Linked DNA regions of Homo sapiens: region 2 is linked to region 1. Evidence: read pairs that join two places in POLR2A ChIA-PET (ENCODE). Cell type or tissue: A673. All regions are shown on one strand. Links, peaks and the distances in the headings refer to the core of each region. The heading gives the core; the rest is flanking DNA. Region 1 overlaps NETO2 (neuropilin and tolloid like 2). Region 2 overlaps ITFG1 (integrin alpha FG-GAP repeat containing 1).

Region 1 (8,427 bases), core at 168-8,167:
CATGTCATTAGCATATGTAGGCTGGAGTGATCCCAAAGTTCACCATCCATCTTTGTTCTTAACTAGTAAAGTATGATTGAGTTTGATTAAATTTGGGTACTTTTTTTGTTCTTTGGAACATAGTTTATCAAAAACAAGTGACTGCCATGTCAAATAGTATGTGGACTCTAATTGAACTCTGTTCTGCTGTCATTATAGGAAATGGTAATGAGCAGAGAGACCAGGTAGGTGGTTCTCTGTGTTGGATTTTAAAAGCTTTATGTTTACCACTGAGTTGCTTAACACAGGAAGATGTAGAAAGAGACACACTTAATTACTAACAAAGGTAAATTGAGCCAGCTTGAGGAAAATAACAGTGGTGGCAGGGTATCTCAGGAGGGTGGGGGGGAATCTCAGTTCTTTTCCCATCCCCTGATTTGTGCTCGCATTTAAAAAAGCAAGGTCACATGTGTGGCTACTGTTTGTTCATCCAAGATGTGTGCCTGTCAGTTACTGTGCTATGTGTTTGCGGTTACAAAGAAGATGCACTGGAGTCGCGCTCAGTCACCCCCATGTGTTCATCGTGTCTGTATTGAATACTGTTGAGGCCAGACAGTCTTTTAGGCTGTGGAGATGCATCAGTGAATCAGACAGACAAGGCCCTTCTTTCTAGTGAGAAGAGACAGACAACCAACAAGACTCAAAATACCAGGTAATATAATAATGAAGTAAAGCAAAATGAAGGAGAAAATGTAGCGCTTATTTAGAAATTGGGAAAGCCTCACAAGACCTGAACAACAGGAAGGAATCAGCCAAAGAGATTCTAGGCCGAAGGCACAGCTGGTTCCTGAGGCAAGAATTAGCTTGATGTGTTTTGAGTGATGGGAAGGCGGCCTGTGTTCTAGTAGAGAGCGCTCGGAAGGCCAGAGAGACACGCAGGCTCCAGGTCACATAGTACCTCCGAAGTCAGAGTAAGGGGCACAGAGTTGTTCTAACTATAATGGGACTCTACTGGAAGATTTTAAGCAAGGCTGTGATGTGATCTGATTTGTATTTTGAAAAGGTCACTGGCTGCTGTGTACATAATACACTATAGGGACTGTGGCAGAAACTTCCAGTTGTCTAGAAATGTCCATTTAACTATTTGTCAGTAATTCTCTGAATTTAACTGAGCGCACAGTTCCCCAAAATGAAGACTATTTACCAGTTTCCTGTTGGTTTAGGTGACCATGTGACTAAGTCTAGCCAGTTAGATATAAGTAGAAAATGATGTGTGCAACTTAGGGGAATTGTTGTTTTTGTTGTTTAAACTTTTATTTTGAAATCATTGTAGATTATGGGCAAGTGTTTTTGTTTTGTTTTGTTTGAGATGGAGTCTTGCTCTGTCACCCAGGCTGGAGTGCAGTGGCACGATCTTGGCGCACCACAACCTCTGCCTCCCAGGTTCAAGCGATTCTCCTGCCTCAGCCTCCCCAGTAGCTGGGACTACAGGCGTGTGCCACCATGCCCGGCTAATTTTTGTATTTTTATTAGAGACGGGGTTTCACCATATTGTTCAGGCTGGTCTTGAACTTCTGACCTCATGACCCGCCCACCTCAGCCTCGCAAAGTGCTGGGATTACAGGCGTGAGTCACCGCGCCTGGCCCTGGGCAAGTGTTTTTAAAGAAAGAGAGAATGCCCTTTATCAAGTCATCATTCTTGATAACTAGAATGCAGACATGGGAGCTATAATGAAGATAGAATAGCTGGCACTCCAGCCTCATACTGGACCATAGGGTGACCTTGGAAATGAGCCTCTCACAGCTGGGTAGTGAGACAGAAGGAACCCAGGTCCTGGTATTTATAGAGCCTTCACTCTGATGCTTGACTCCCTATGTCCAGCTTGTTCGCATGACAGAGCAATGTATTTCTATCTTGTTTTAAACTGTTAGTTTAGGTATTTCTGTTACTCATGCCAAACCTAATGCTAACATAGAAGTGTGCAAAATCAGTATAAGAACAAAAAAATTAAAAAACAGATGGAGAGCTGTTGAATGATCAGAAGTGAAAAGTCTGAATGCAGTCAAGTAAAATTAATCTGGAAAGGGTTCCTGGAGAAAGCAGGTTTTAGAAAATGTACTTTCATGGAAGCAAAGAGGTCCAAGGTCCCTGGCAAGTGCAGATGTTCAGAAACAAGAAGTATTTGTTGGAGCCCTTATAAGAATAGATAGTAGAGCCTTCACCTCAAGTTCAACGTTTCCAAAATCGACTCAACTCCTTTTCGCCCACCCCTGCCCTGCCCAATCCATATTGGTCCAAACATGTCTCCTGCCACTACCAAAGGAGGGAAAAGGCCACCTCTCACTGTTGCTTTCAGTAATCTGCCATGCTCCTGTTGCAGTGGTACTCACAGTGTGGTCCCAGCTCCAGCAGCTTCTGCATCCCTAGAGAATTTGTTAAAAGGCAGATTCTCAAGCCCTGCCTCAGACCCAGTGGATCAGAGTCTCTGAAAGTACTCCCATCTGTGAGTTAATAAACCCAAGGTGATTATGATGCACATTAAAGTTTGAGGACCACGGTCACAGTGATTCAGTTCCCACACCTGGAAGTAGAAATGCTGGTGGGATTTGCACATTTTTGAGCCTTAATATATTCTACCAGATTAACCTCCAAAAAGTTGTGCCAGTTTGTAATCCAGTGGCATTATATGAGTATGTCAGTTTCCTATAGCCTGACCAACACTAGAATCTGTACATGTATATATGTATGTATGTTTGTATGTTTGTAAGGCTGAATTTTTGGGTTTTGGCACATTTTTATGATGGTCTAATCTTTTTTCCCCCATTTATTATTAGTTTTTATTTATGTGTCTGTCGTTAGTAAATGAAGGTGCTCTTCACCTCAAAATATATACATAATTCACCTTTTTTTTCCCAATCTAGTATTTATTTTTTGTTTTTAGCTTGAAGGCGAGATCTATTTTTATTTCAAAGAATTAATATGTTATCCCAGAACCATTTATTAAATCCATCCTTTCACCAAGGATTTCAAATACCATGTATATCATAATAAATTCTTGGGGCTGGGTGTGGTGACTCATGCCTGTAATCTCAGCACTTTGGGAGGCTGAGGCGGGCAGATCATTTGAGGCCAGGAGTTTGAGACCAGCCTGGCCAACACAGTGAAACCCCGTCTCTACTAAAATAGAAAAAATGAGCTGGCCGTGGTGGCGCATGCCTGTAGTCCCAGCTACTCAGGAAACTGAGGTACGAGAATTGCTTGAACCCAGAAGCAGAGGTTAAGTGAGCCAAAATCACGCCACTGCACTCCAGCATAGGCGACAGAGTGAGACTGTCTCAATCAGTCAATAAATAAAAATTAATTCTTGGATATATATATCTATTTCTGAGCTTTTAATTTTTTTCCATTTTGTTATCTGTAAGGTGCTGGAGAATAAGGACCTTGTCTGTTTGGTTCATTGCCACCAGGAAGTGACTCACTACCTGTTAGACAATGGGTTCCTGCATGTATTTAACAGATCATCTGTTTCTTCCTATGTCATTGCTACATTTTTTAATTACTGTAGCTTTACAATAAATATATCATATATTGTTTTTATTTATTCTATGTGATTTCTAAATTTTCTTTGGCCAGTATAACAAAGTCTTCAAGATGAGCATCAGAAACGTTTTGTTAAGTCCAAAAACAGGACCCACTAAGAGTTTGATTAAAATATTAAATGTATGGCCTATTGGAAAGACTCATTATCTTTGCAGCATTATTTTACTGCTCAGAAACATGTTACTGCTCTGTTTTATTCAGTATATTTATTGTTTATTTATTTTAGTTTTACTTTCTTCCCTTAATAGGTGTAATAATTTTTCAAATAATTCTCTTGAGGTTTTTAGGTTTTCAATAACATTGAAATCTATAAATAATAATTTTGTCTTCTTTCCAGTATTTATTGCATTCACTAGAATTGCCACTATTAAGTAATAGTGAAAAGAATAAATTTGACCTTTTTTTTTTTATTTTTTACAGTGGAAAGTAGGCCTTAAAATTGGAAGGCCTAGGAACAGAATTGTCTGCTTAGAGCTAAAATGACAGTGATTCAGGGTAAAAAGAGGAGGAATAAAGGGAGTGGCTTTGAGGATTGTTTAACAGCCTGAATAGCACCTGTCTTTTATCATCTGAGTGACTTCATTTTAGGTCAGATCTGTACACAGGTCTGACTAAATAAGACTAAATTCAACTCTAGAACCAGGAGTAACATCATAAATGGTGGACATTACCTTTTTCAAGCATCAAATCACAAGCAGTTCTCTGTACAATCAAATTGCATGGTTAAAGAGTTTAGAATTATTTTTGTGTAGATTTCTGCCTTATAGAATTAGCGCCTTCCTATATACATTATCATTGAATTCAAAGTGTGAGGTCTTCCTGTATTTGAGATATAATTGATCCTTTTGGTAAGAGGAAACAGTGGCACCTAGATTGGGAATAAAGACAGAACAAAGAACCACAGAACTGCTTCATGTGCTAAATAATTGCAGGGTTTAGCATTAATGGAATTTGTTTTAATATCTCAGCCTGATTATAACTCAAGCAGTGTACAAAGACCTTGTTATACAACTCAGGAAACTGTGTTTATAATGATACAGAATTTAGAATGGATTAATAGTCACAACTGTATTACCAAAAACTGTATCAGTACATCTTTCTATCCCTAATTGCTGTGCAGATTCGCCCTATTCTTTATACGTCGTTTTTATATTTAGTGGCACAGCTCATTTGGTCGATTGAGTTGTGAATAGCTAGTAATTACTTGAGAAAAAAAGAAAACTGTGCAGCCCTCTAAATAAAGTTGAAAAGAATATAATAGGCTATTTGGCCTTGCAACTTTATTTTCAGTATGATTGTTCTGCCTTACTTGTGTATTCTGTGCAAATTTCATAAAGCAGTTATTTTATACAAGCACATTTTTATTGGTCATTGTATACCGTAATTGTGCTGGCACAGTTCATCCCTTTGCCATAGTTGCCGTTGCTGTCTTGCCTTCAGTTTATTGGCCTCTTACATGCCCTGTCTGCTGGCTTTGTGTGGTTATTTGCTTATAGATGGATTTGTAAATGTCAAACTGGTAAATAGTTACACCTGTGATTAAGGAGGAATGGTATACTGCGCACGAAATATTGACCAGTGGCATATGATCTGAATGATATGCCTGGGGAGATAGTGTCTACTAATGAGATAAATTGACACAAATGGTTGGGTTATTTGCTGAATTATCAAATACCTACTATTACCTGACTTTTCTTTTTGATCATAAATCTTCTGTATTAAAAAATGTTTCAAAACTCCATTCTTCTAATCAGATCCAGTGTAAAGATGTGAAGAGTTCAAGATCTCAGCATAACGTGAGATCTTCAACACTACCATCAACCAAAAAAAGGGAAGGGGGAAATTAACGTTATTGAGAAAAGACAGAGGAGACACAGAGGTCAGCAAGGATGCAAGAAACCAAGGATGAAGAGGTCAAAGAATTAGATTTTAAGATACGAACTGAATAACAAGAGCTACCTCTTAACCATTTCTACGTTGGTGACTTTGGTAGTAGACACCCAGTACGTGCTATTGAGTGAACAGTGGTAACTGTCTACCAACCACTTGCACTAGCAGACTCCAGTGCCTCCACCTCCCTCACCCCTCACGTCCTGTAAGTTGCACTTGACTCTACACCTGAACCATGTCATTAGTTTCTCCTCCTTTCCCTTTCCACTGCTACCACTCTGCTTCAAAGATGGTAATGCAAACATGATCACCTTTCCTTCCTAATCTTCTCTCTTCTCATTAAAAGTATAGACCCCACACAACCATTAGGATTATTGGTCTAAAACACAGAAGTGATAATGTCATACACTTGTTTAAAAACCTACAAGGGCTTCTCATTATAGTTAGAAGTCCACACTTTTTAGCATGCCATTCAAAACTTGTTACAATCAGATCTCACCCAACTTTTCTCTAACCTACTATACTGCTGTAGCCTTCCACTTGCCAACCACACTGTATTACTCAGAGTTCCCTAAAACCTGCTGTAGGTTAGAGCTCATGCCTCCATGTTTTTATTTTATTTTATTTTATTTTATTTTATTTTATTTTATTTTATTTTATTTTATTTTATGTTATGTCATTTTATGTTATGTTATTTTATGTTACTTTATGTTATTGAGGCATGGTCTCACTCTTTCGCCCAGGCAGTAGTGCAGTGGCACGATCATGGCTCACTGCAGCCTCTTAACTCCTGGGCACTAGTGATCCTCCTGCCTCAGCCTCCCAAGTGGCTAGGACTATAGGCACATGCCACCATGCCTGGCTAATTTTTTTTTTTTTTTCCGTAGAGACAGGGCCTCTGGAACTCCTGGGCTCAAGCAATCCTCTCGCCTCAGCCTCCCAAGGTGTTGGGATTTGCAGGCATGAGCCACCAGCGCCCTGCCCTCCATGTTCTTATTTAAGCTGTTTCTTTCTCCTTTTCCTGGGCTCAAGGACTGTAAGGTCCAACCAGAGTATGCCTTCTTTTTTGGGAGTTTTCCTCATTCTATTTCCCTTAACCCCCAGCAGAATGGACCTTCTGCTTCCATTATGCCTTCTGCATATCTCCTGTTAAACTCCGTTTCACCTTGTATTGTAGATTCAACAATACATTGATTCCTTGTGGATGCTGGTTTGTCCTAATATCCATCATTTATTTAGCAGAATGTCTGGCACATAAAAATACTATATACATTATCTCATTTAATCTTCACAACCACCAATGAGGTTGACCTATTTATACGTCATCTCCATTTTACAAATAAGTAAACTGAGCTGAAAAGGCCTCACAGCTGGTAGAAGGCAAAACTTGAACCCTAGCCTAGATTCATGAAACTCCTTAAGTCCATACTCTTAACCATTTTGCTCGATTTCTCTCTCCACACCTGTGCATCCTTGGTGCCCGCTCTTCAGTGGATACTCTGTAAGTGCCTATTCACTGAATGAATAACTCCAGTTCACGCAGTAGTTCGGGACAGGCTGGCAGTGTGGTTTCCTTTGAAAGGGAGAGTGCAGCATCCATGAAAATGTTTCTTTAAATCTTCAAACCACATACACAAAACAATTCAATATGTTGTTGATTGGGTCTCAGAAATGTTCAACATGGAAAAAAGCTTCAGTGTTAAATATGGCTAGCCTTTGTAGCACAGAGCACAGCATAGTACTGCACAATGATAAGACAGTTTGAATTGATTTCTAGGAGACTGCTGCCCCCTTACTTCTGTCTTGATTAAGAATGTTCTCAGAAAACAGATATAATCTAATTGAACTTTCACTGCCATAGCACACTGCAGAGCCAGCTATACTGCATGTAAACTTTGAGATGGACTACAGTAAATAGAGGAATAGTTAGGATGAGCAAGGTCTGTTGCAAAAAACAAGTGTTTTTTTTTTTTTAAACAAAACTATTAAGTTGAAAAATGCTTTCAATGCCATGTATTATTAAATGCTTATAAATGAGTACAAAACCACTTGTCTTTTCTTGGGTTATCTTAAGGGTTAGGTAGCAAATCAGAACATAACATTTAATGCTTAAAGATCTTGAGAGTGAATTTTGAGTAATAAATAGTGATTTTAGTTAATCTTTTTTTGTCATCCAATTTTATTTATTGACTTAGTAAAATGTAGTATAGATTCAATTTCATAACTTTTCTTCTCTGTTATTTCTCTAGTGTTGTTAATAACAGTACTGGTAGTGGAAGGGATTGCCGTGGCCCAAAAAACCCAAGGTAAAGTACTTACATTGGTGACTTACTGCATGTTTAAGACAATGGACTGGCTTATTTGAAAGGATTGCAACTTTTGGGTACTATTTTCATAATCCCTTTGGGGTGTTCCAGTGACCTAAGGCTTTCTGTCAACCCATCAGCCTCAATTTAACTGAGTTTAGCTGCAGTTAACTAAATTGTCAGCATAAAGTCTTGCCCTGATAAATTTTTAAAATTGACATCACTAGTAGCTCCTAGCATACTGTGGATTATGTCCAAAAATTAAAGGAGATTTATATTTTATCACTAAGCAAAAATAAAAGTCCCTTTTTCTAATTTAAACAAATGAAACACTTCAATTAATATCTTATTCAAAGTCCTTTGGTTCTGTTCTTTTGTCTTGATTTATGTTTGATGATTAGCTAGTGTGATTTTTTTTAGCCAGATTTTTATGTCTGAATTTAGTACATTTCCAGTGTAATGTTGTTTGTTTTTTATTTTCATCTAAGTAATACATACACATGATAAAAATCAAAGCATTCCTAAAAAGTTAATTAGGAAAAATGAGTTCCCCATCTTGCCCTACTTAACTTCCTGCTCCATGGAAATAATCACTCTTAGCTGATTCTTTTGGTATTTCCCTTCCTTTCTCTAAATAACATGCTGTATTGC
Region 2 (8,427 bases), core at 291-8,290, 140 kb before region 1:
ACAGGATTTATTATAAGGAGCTGGCATGGTATTGCTATAAAAATAGACACACAGATCAATGGGACAGAATGGAGAACCCAGAAGCAAACCCACATACCTTCAACCAACTAATATTCAACAAAGTTGACAAAAATACACAATGGGGAGAGGACAGTCTCTTCAAAGAATGATGCTGGGAAAATTGGCTAGCCATATGCAGAAAAATTAAACTGGACCCCTGTCTCTCACCATATACAAAAATTAACTCAAGGTGGATTAAAATCTTAAATGTAAGACCTGAAACTATAAAAATCCTGGAAGAAAACCTAGGAAAAACTCTTCTAGACATTGGCCTAGGGAGACTTTATGAATAAGTCCTCAAAAGCAAACACAATAAAAACAAAAATAGATACATGGAACTCAATTAAACTAAAAGGCTTATCTACATAGCAAAATAAATAATGAACAGAGTAAGCAGACAGCCTACAGAATGGGAGAAAATATTTGCAAACTGAACATCTGACAAAGGGTTAATATCCAGAATCTACAAGGAATTCAACTCAGCAAGAAAAAAAAGCAACCCCATTAAAAACTGGGCAAAGGACATGAACAAACATTTTTCAGACAAAGACATACAAGTGACTGACAAGCATGAAAAAATATTCAACATTACTAGTCATCAGAGAAATAAGAATTAAAACCACAATGAAATATACCATCTTTCACCAGTCAGAACAGCTGTTAAGTCAAAAAACAACATGTTGGCGAGGATGTGGAGAAAAGGGGCCACTTATTTGCTGTCATTGGGAATGAAAATTAATACAACCTCTGTGGAAAACAGTATGGAGATTCCTCAAAGAACTAAAAATAGAATTACCATTTGACGTAGCAATCCTACTACTGGGTACTTAACCAAAGGCAAAGAAATCATTATACCAAAAGGATACCTGTACTCATATGTTTTTTGCAGCACTATTCATAGTAGCAAAGCTATGGAATCAACCTAAGTTCCCCATCAACAGATGATTGGATAAAAAAATATATATATCATATACATATACACCATGGAATACGACTCATCTATAAAAAAGAATGAAATCGTGTCTTTTGCAGCAACATGGCTGGAACTGTCTTAAGTGAAATAACTCAGAAACAAAGTCAAATACTGCATGTTCTCACTTGTGAATACAAGCTAAATAATATGTACACATGGACATAGAGGATGGAGTAATAGTGAAGACTCGCAAGGCTGAGGGGGTGTAAGGGATGAGAAATTACTTAATGGGTACAACTCATGGGTACAGTAGTATATATTGTACCAATGTAGTAATTTCTCATCCCTCATACCCGCTCAGCCTCATGGGTACAATATATACTACTGTACTGTACGTGGGTACAATAGGATATATTGTACCCATGAGGCTGAGGGGATGTGAGGGATGAGAAATTATTACATTGTATAACTATTAACTATGTATACAAATAGTATATATTGTACCCATGAAGCTGAGGGGATGTGAGGGATGAGAAATTATTTAATGAGTACAGTATATACTATTGTATACTAAAAGCCCAGACTTCATCACTACATAATATGTCCATGTAACAAAACTGCACTTGTAGCCCTTAAATCTATAAAAATAAATAAATAGTAAAAACAGAAAAATAACAAAGGCAAATCAAAAGCTGGTTTTTGGAAAATATCAACAAAATCGTTAAACCTCTAACAAGACTGACAAAAAAAAAGAGAGGATTGTTAGTTTTTAAACAATAACAAAAATGAAACAGAAGATTTTACTACAGATGTTCAGATGCTTAAAGGATTAGTGTTGTTGCAATGAACAACCCTCCATGCATAAATTGACAACTTTGACTTAATTTAACAATTCCTTGAAAACCACACACTATCAAAATTCATTCAAAGTGAAATAGATCATAGGAACCATTGTATAACTATTAAAGAGATTAAAACTTTAACCACAACCTTCTGAAAAAGAAATCTCCAGGCCCAGATAGTTTCACTAACAAATTCTACGAAACCTTTAAATAATTCCAGTTCTACATAAGCTCTTCCAGAAAATAGAAGACTAAGGGACACTTCTCAATTCAACTAAATTTAGGAGGCTGATGTTAACCTTAATGCCAAACCAGGCAAAAACAGTACAAAAAAAGAAAACTACAGACTAATACTTCATGAACAGAGATGAAAAATTACCCAACAACAAATTAGCACATTGAATCTCTGATTCTCCAGTACCACTTGTGTGCCCAGTGATCCAAGCCACTGACACCAAATTCCCAGAGTAAGTGTGCAACTCTACATTTGTTAAGGATTCTGTTCCACAAGACTGCCTTGACTTCATATCCCGATCTCAAGCTCCAGTCCCCAGGATACCCAGATTTCTCTCCAACTTGGCTACAAATTCAGGAGTCCTCATTCCTCCCCATGTTCAATAATGTGCTAGTAAGACTCACCAAACTCTGGAAAATGCTATACATTCTATTGTAGTTTATTCTAAAAGAAGCAAGTGAACAGCAAAATGAAGAGGTACATTAGGGTAAGGTCACAAGGGTCACAAGCATGGCCTTTTTTGTCCCCATGGAGTTAGAGTGTCCCACCCTCACAACTGGATGTATTCACCAAATCCTGTCGTTTAGAGGTTTTTAGGGAGGCTTCATTACGTAGGCATGATTGATTCAGTCATTGGCCATTGGTCGTTGGACTCAAGCTGCTCCTCCTCTCTTTTCTGGGACGATTAGGGGGTGAGACTGAAAGTTCCAACCCTCTGATCAAAGATTGTTGTTTCTGGTGAAAGGCCTCATCCTGAAGCTATCTAAGGGCCTTAGCATAAACTCAAGATAGATGAGATAGCTCATCTCATTAGCATAAACTCAGATAATTGGAAGGGCCTGTTATGAGTAACAAAAGATGCTCCTATTGCTCAGGAAATTCCATTTAGGAGCTCCATGCCAGGAACTGGGGACCAAGACCAAATATATATTTCCCATTATACCAAAGAATCCCAGCAATATATCAAAAATAATACACCACAACCAAGTGGGCTTTATTCCAGGGATGTACAGTTATTTAATATTTAAAAATCATTTTATTCCTCCATTTACTATTTTAAATAAAGGAATAAGCATATCAGTTCATGTAGAAAAATCATTTAACAAAATTCAATGCATTCATGATAAAACCTCTCAGAAATATGGGAATACAAGGGAACGTCATCAACTTGATAAAGAATTATAAAAAAATCTACAGCCAACCTTATAATTAATGGTGAAAGTAAAAGTAATGCTTTTCTCTAATACTGAGAATAAGGCAAGTTTGTGTTCTCTCTCTACTCCCATTGAACCTAGTACTGGAAGTCTTACCCAGTGCAGTAAAGCAAGAATAAGAAATAAAAGACATACAAATTGTAAAGAAAGAGGTCAGACTTCCCCTATTGAGGTGACATGATTGTTGGTGTAGAAAATTTGAAAGAATTAGGGAAAAAAAACCTCATGTAACTATTAAGTGAATTTAAGATAGTGGCAGGATACAAGATCAATACACAAGAATCACTCTTATTTCTATATATTAGCAATGAACAACTAGAAATAGAAATCAATACAATCCAATTTAAAGCAGCATTAAGAAACAAAATACTTAAGTATAAATGAAACATATTAAGTATCTATATGTCATTAACTCCAAAATGCTGATGAAAGAAATCAAAGAAGACCATTGGTGAGACATACCATATTCAGGCACTGGAAGACTCAACATCCAAAAATATCATTTCTCTCAATATGTAGAGTTATTGTCATTCCTATCAAAATCGCAGTAGAGTTTTTTTGTAGATACAGACAAATTGATTCTATAATTTATATGAAAAGACAAAGGAACCAAAATAGCTAAATCAGTTTTGAAAAAGAATATAAAATTGGAGAAATCACACTCCCTAAGTTAAGGATTTTACTATATAGCTACAATAATCAAGACAGTGTGGTATTGGCAAGGCAGTAGACACATAGATCAGTGGAATAACTTAGACTGCCAAACAAGTACAGCTTACTAGTACAGCTAACGGTGTTTAAGAGAAGTGTAGTCTCTTTTTCAATGGAGAAAAGATAGTCTTTATAACAGATGGTATTGGAAAAACTGGGCATCCCTAGCAGGGAAAAAAAAACCTTGACTAAACATCATATCTTACACAAAAACTAACTCAAAATAGATTACAAGCTTAAATGTAAAACATAAAATGATGAAACCTTTAGAAGACATAGAAAGTCTTTGTGACCTAGATTGAGTTAGTTGAAGAGCTCTTAGCCATGACACCAGAAACACAGTCAACGAAAGAGAAAGGCTGATAAGTTGACCTTTATCAAAATTCAGACCTTTACTTCACAAAAGACATTGCAAAGAGGATGAAAAAACAAGCCACAGACTAGGAGAAATAATAATTGCAAATCTCATTCACAAAGGATTTGTATTCACAATATATAAAAAAACTCTAAACTCAAAAATAAAAAAAAATAGGAAGATTCAGAATGTAACTTGGTTCCTAATTTTTTATGAATGTTAAACTTTGAATGCAGAAGAAATGTAAGAATTTCAAGTCTTTCATAAGTATTCACCATTGCTTAAGTTATTCCCTTATCATAAATTGTACATAGCTGTGCTGTCAGTGAGTAATATTTAGGTTGACATAATTCCTATTAGCTGATAATAATCATTTCCACTCCAGTTGCTGAGTTATTTTCCCTTCACATATGGTAAGTCTCTCCCTTCCTCCCCATTGCCACTACTGGCTTTTCCCTAGAGTAACAGCATTAGAAGTTCAAAAATATCACTTTCACAACTTTTTTTTCTATACAGAAATATTTTTTATCTAAGCCTGTGTGTGACAGATCTGTCACAGAATAGCAGTGAAATTGCTGGTCCAGGCAGGAATAGAAAGAGCAGAAACAAGTCGGCCTGCCTCGCATGCTTTCTCATCTCTCTTGCATACTGCCTGGACCATGGACACTTGTGCATAATGCTCTACCATCTGAAATGTGGAGCGAGGTAGCAGCAGCCGCCCCTTCTGTTCCTGCCCTAGACTGACTCAGCCCTAGTCCCAGTGCCTGGAAAGAAACTCCATTTGTAAATGGCGTCTTCCAATCACCTTTCAAATCACCACCATTCTGAGAAATCTTCACTTTTGGTCATATTTGTTCAGATTATTCTGATACAACTGAGACCCCTGTGACTTGTGTTCTCCTCGACTCCACCACTATTCTTTATGTCTGTTCTATTTACATGAAAACATGTTAAACACTGACACTTCTATACACAAAATCTCCATTTGTAATCTCCGTTAAGTAAGACTGCTTTAAATAAAGACTGGAAGCAGACCTCAAGACCAATGAACAGATATAAACTTAATCTCCCCTTTAGACAATAGGAGTATGAGGGAACACAGGTAGATATGTGAATAAATAATTGGTTTAATGCTGAAACAAATTTATTCTGCCTTATATTTTATATATAATTTTGTGATATACTTTAAAGGTTATCTGTTTGCGCAAGATATTTGTTCTGATTATGGGCAATTCTGAGCTTGAACTGGGACATAAGCTTGTCTCTCCCAAATATAATAGCTGAAATAAGTGTATGTGCTGGCATATCACACACAGCCATCTCCTTACAGAATAAGAAATTTAGTAGCATATTCTTCAAAACACAGTTGTGTTGTTGTAGTATGTATTTTTTGTGCGTACATACTACTTCTTCAAAATCCACTCTGTAGTTTACACTAAAGCACATCTGAATTCAGAATAGCCACATTTCAATTCCTTAGTAGCCAAACGTGAATAGTTCTTACTATATTGCATGTTGAAATGGTCATATCTAATTTTCTTTTGAAGTTTCAAGGTACTGTGTTCACTGCCATATTGTAAATATATTCTTATACAGTTGACCACTGAAAAGTACCAGTTTGAACTCTGCTGATGCACTTATGTGGAATTTTTTCAATAAATACAGTCAGCTCTCCTTACCTGTGGATTCTGCATCCACTACCAAACACAGATGGAAAATATAGTATTCGTGGGATGCAAACCCTTGTACATATTTCCTATGGCATCGGACCCCAAAGGGCTGACTATGGACTTCAGTATGTGTGGATTTGGGTATGGGTACTGGGGGCTGGTCCTGGAACCAATCTCATGTGTATACCTAGGGACAATTGTATTTAATTTTTACAATTTGGGAAATTAAAATGCATGGATTATATTTCCAATAAAACAAGCAAACTGATTTTAAGATAATATAATGTTTTTGATGAGCTATATAGCTCAGTTAAAATTATAATCTAGTACATTTTTACATGTAATTGTGTATAAGCTGCCACAATAGTAATGATAACTCAGTGGTATTCAGTAGGCTCTTCTCATGTGACAAAACAAAATGGGAGAGAATAGGGATAATTATAGCTAGCTTAATGTTACAGATGTGCACAGAATGAATACAGGTTATTTTGTTTGCAATCTCAGCTTTTCTCGATCTTATTTAGGTAATAATGATCTATCTTGTGGTCATAAAGATATTTTCCTGTATTTTATCATAAAAGTTTTAGAATTTTACTTTTCATATGTAGGCTTTTAATGTACCTAAACTTTATTTTTGTGTATTGCATCAAAAGAACCTAGTTTAATTCATTTCTCTTGGATAACCAGTTGTCCCCATGCTTAATGAGTAGTGTATTTTTCCCCACTGACTTGTAATGCCACGTTTGTGTGTATCCAGTTTCTCTGTGTGTGTGGTCCTATTTCTGTGCCTTCTATTTTGGTGCCTTACCTTAATTATCAGTCTGTGCACTGATTCCACATAGTATTAATCATTCTAGCTCTAAAATAATGTTTGATATCTGATAGGGAAATACCTTCCCATGTAATTTTGTCTTCAGAATTGTCTTGACTATTCTTGTCCCTTTGTCCCTTCACATGAATTTAGAATTAATTTTTCTTATTTGACCAAAAAAAATTCTGTTGACTTCTTGATTGATTTGATTACATTTTATTTAAAGATTAATTTTTGAGGAACTATTTGTGATGTTGAATCTTCCATTCCATAACATTTATTCACATTGTCTTTACATTTCCCCTGGTAATGTTTTGCCATTATCTTCATAAAACTCCGACACAGCTTTTGCTAGATTATTTTTTAAAACTTAGAGATTTCATTGTTATTGAATGAGATTTTTTTTTCCTATTACTTTTCTAATGACTATTATTGAAATTTAAGGAGGCTATTGATTTTGGTATGTGGATCTTATATTCATCAATCTGACTATTTTCTTATTCTAATAATTGGCATATTCTCTTGGATTTCCTATATAGATAATTATTTCATTTGAAAATAAAAATGATCTCTTGCTATGTAAGTATTGTATCTCTTCTTTCTTTTTTAGTCTTATTGCATTGGCCAGGACCTTCATTACAGTGTTGAGTAGTCATGGTGTTATTTGGTATCATTGACTTGTTCATGACCATACATTCTTTTTATTCAGAAGAGTTTATTTTGTAATATGTAACAGAACCATGTATGACTTAATAGAATGTAAATATAGTACAGTACTTTTTATTTTATTTATTCTTCTAATCACAGATTATAGCAATTTAGGAAGTACAAATTTTAAAAGCTTAAAAATCACCCAGAGATGATCACTGTTTGCATTTTGATATGTGGCAGAATCACAAATTAGGTTTTAAAGTCAGTCTAAAAATGGCAGAATTACTCTTTAAAATCCATTAAATCACTCACAAGTTAAAATATACATATATGGATTTGTGTCATCTTCCCTATACATATACAGTAATATATATTGTAAGATAAAATGGAGAAGATTACATATGAAAACACAATTCTCTAGCCTTTTTACTATACCTCTACAGTTGGTGAAAAACAGATTATATATTGATCTCCTACAGCATGTCAAGCATGCAGTTGGATTCAGAACGTTAAATCTGTGTGGATTAACTCCAGCATGTACGTGATTTTTATCTTACTAGCTTGAGAAGCTATGCTTGTGTGATGCAACTCTCTCATATAAAATGTACTGTATTTTATATAGCTATATTTTATAAATACCTATTATTGTGTATTTACTTGATAGCATTATTATTTAGCCCCATAAGTGACATTTCACAAACAGTGCCCTGTATAATCCAAAAACAGCAGTTGAAGAAATATAATAACAAAGGAGAGGACTGGGATTCTCAAATCCAAAGAAAATATATTATTCCAGGTCCTTTCAGGAAGTAGACATTCAATGTCAGCTAAACAGAGTAGAATAACAGATTCATACATGTCAGGTACATGTGGAAATTTAGCAAAAGATTTATGAACATGAACCCAAGCAGAGGAAACTATTAAAAATAACAGACATGTGATATGTAAAATTCACCAGATAAAAT

Evidence for each region. Peaks named below come from ENCODE experiments on the same cell type or tissue, not always from the same donor. Only the 100,000 strongest peaks of a DNase experiment are listed, where the experiment ranks them.
Region 2: POLR2A ChIA-PET joins it to region 1 with 6 read pairs; 2 of 35 experiments call an interaction of 5 or more read pairs at or near these places.

The regions. Positions count from the first base shown.
Region 1 is chr16:47,131,318-47,139,744 of GRCh38, reverse strand. It overlaps NETO2 (neuropilin and tolloid like 2), which reads left to right. Exons shown (of 9, transcript NM_018092.5): 2 at 7,720-7,776. Among named protein-coding and RNA genes, the nearest start is that of NETO2, 8.4 kb to the left of the region's middle. In A673, for the core only: a CTCF peak has its summit at 7,209; a DNase peak (open chromatin) is centred at 3,434.
Region 2 is chr16:47,275,064-47,283,490 of GRCh38, reverse strand. All of the region lies in intron 10 of ITFG1 (integrin alpha FG-GAP repeat containing 1), which reads left to right. ITFG1-AS2 (ITFG1 antisense RNA 2) reads right to left here. Exons shown (of 3, transcript XR_007065056.1): 1 at 1-8,427. Among named protein-coding and RNA genes, the nearest start is that of ITFG1-AS2, 6.3 kb to the right of the region's middle. In A673, for the core only: no CTCF peak of the experiment used is centred there; no DNase peak of the experiment used is centred there.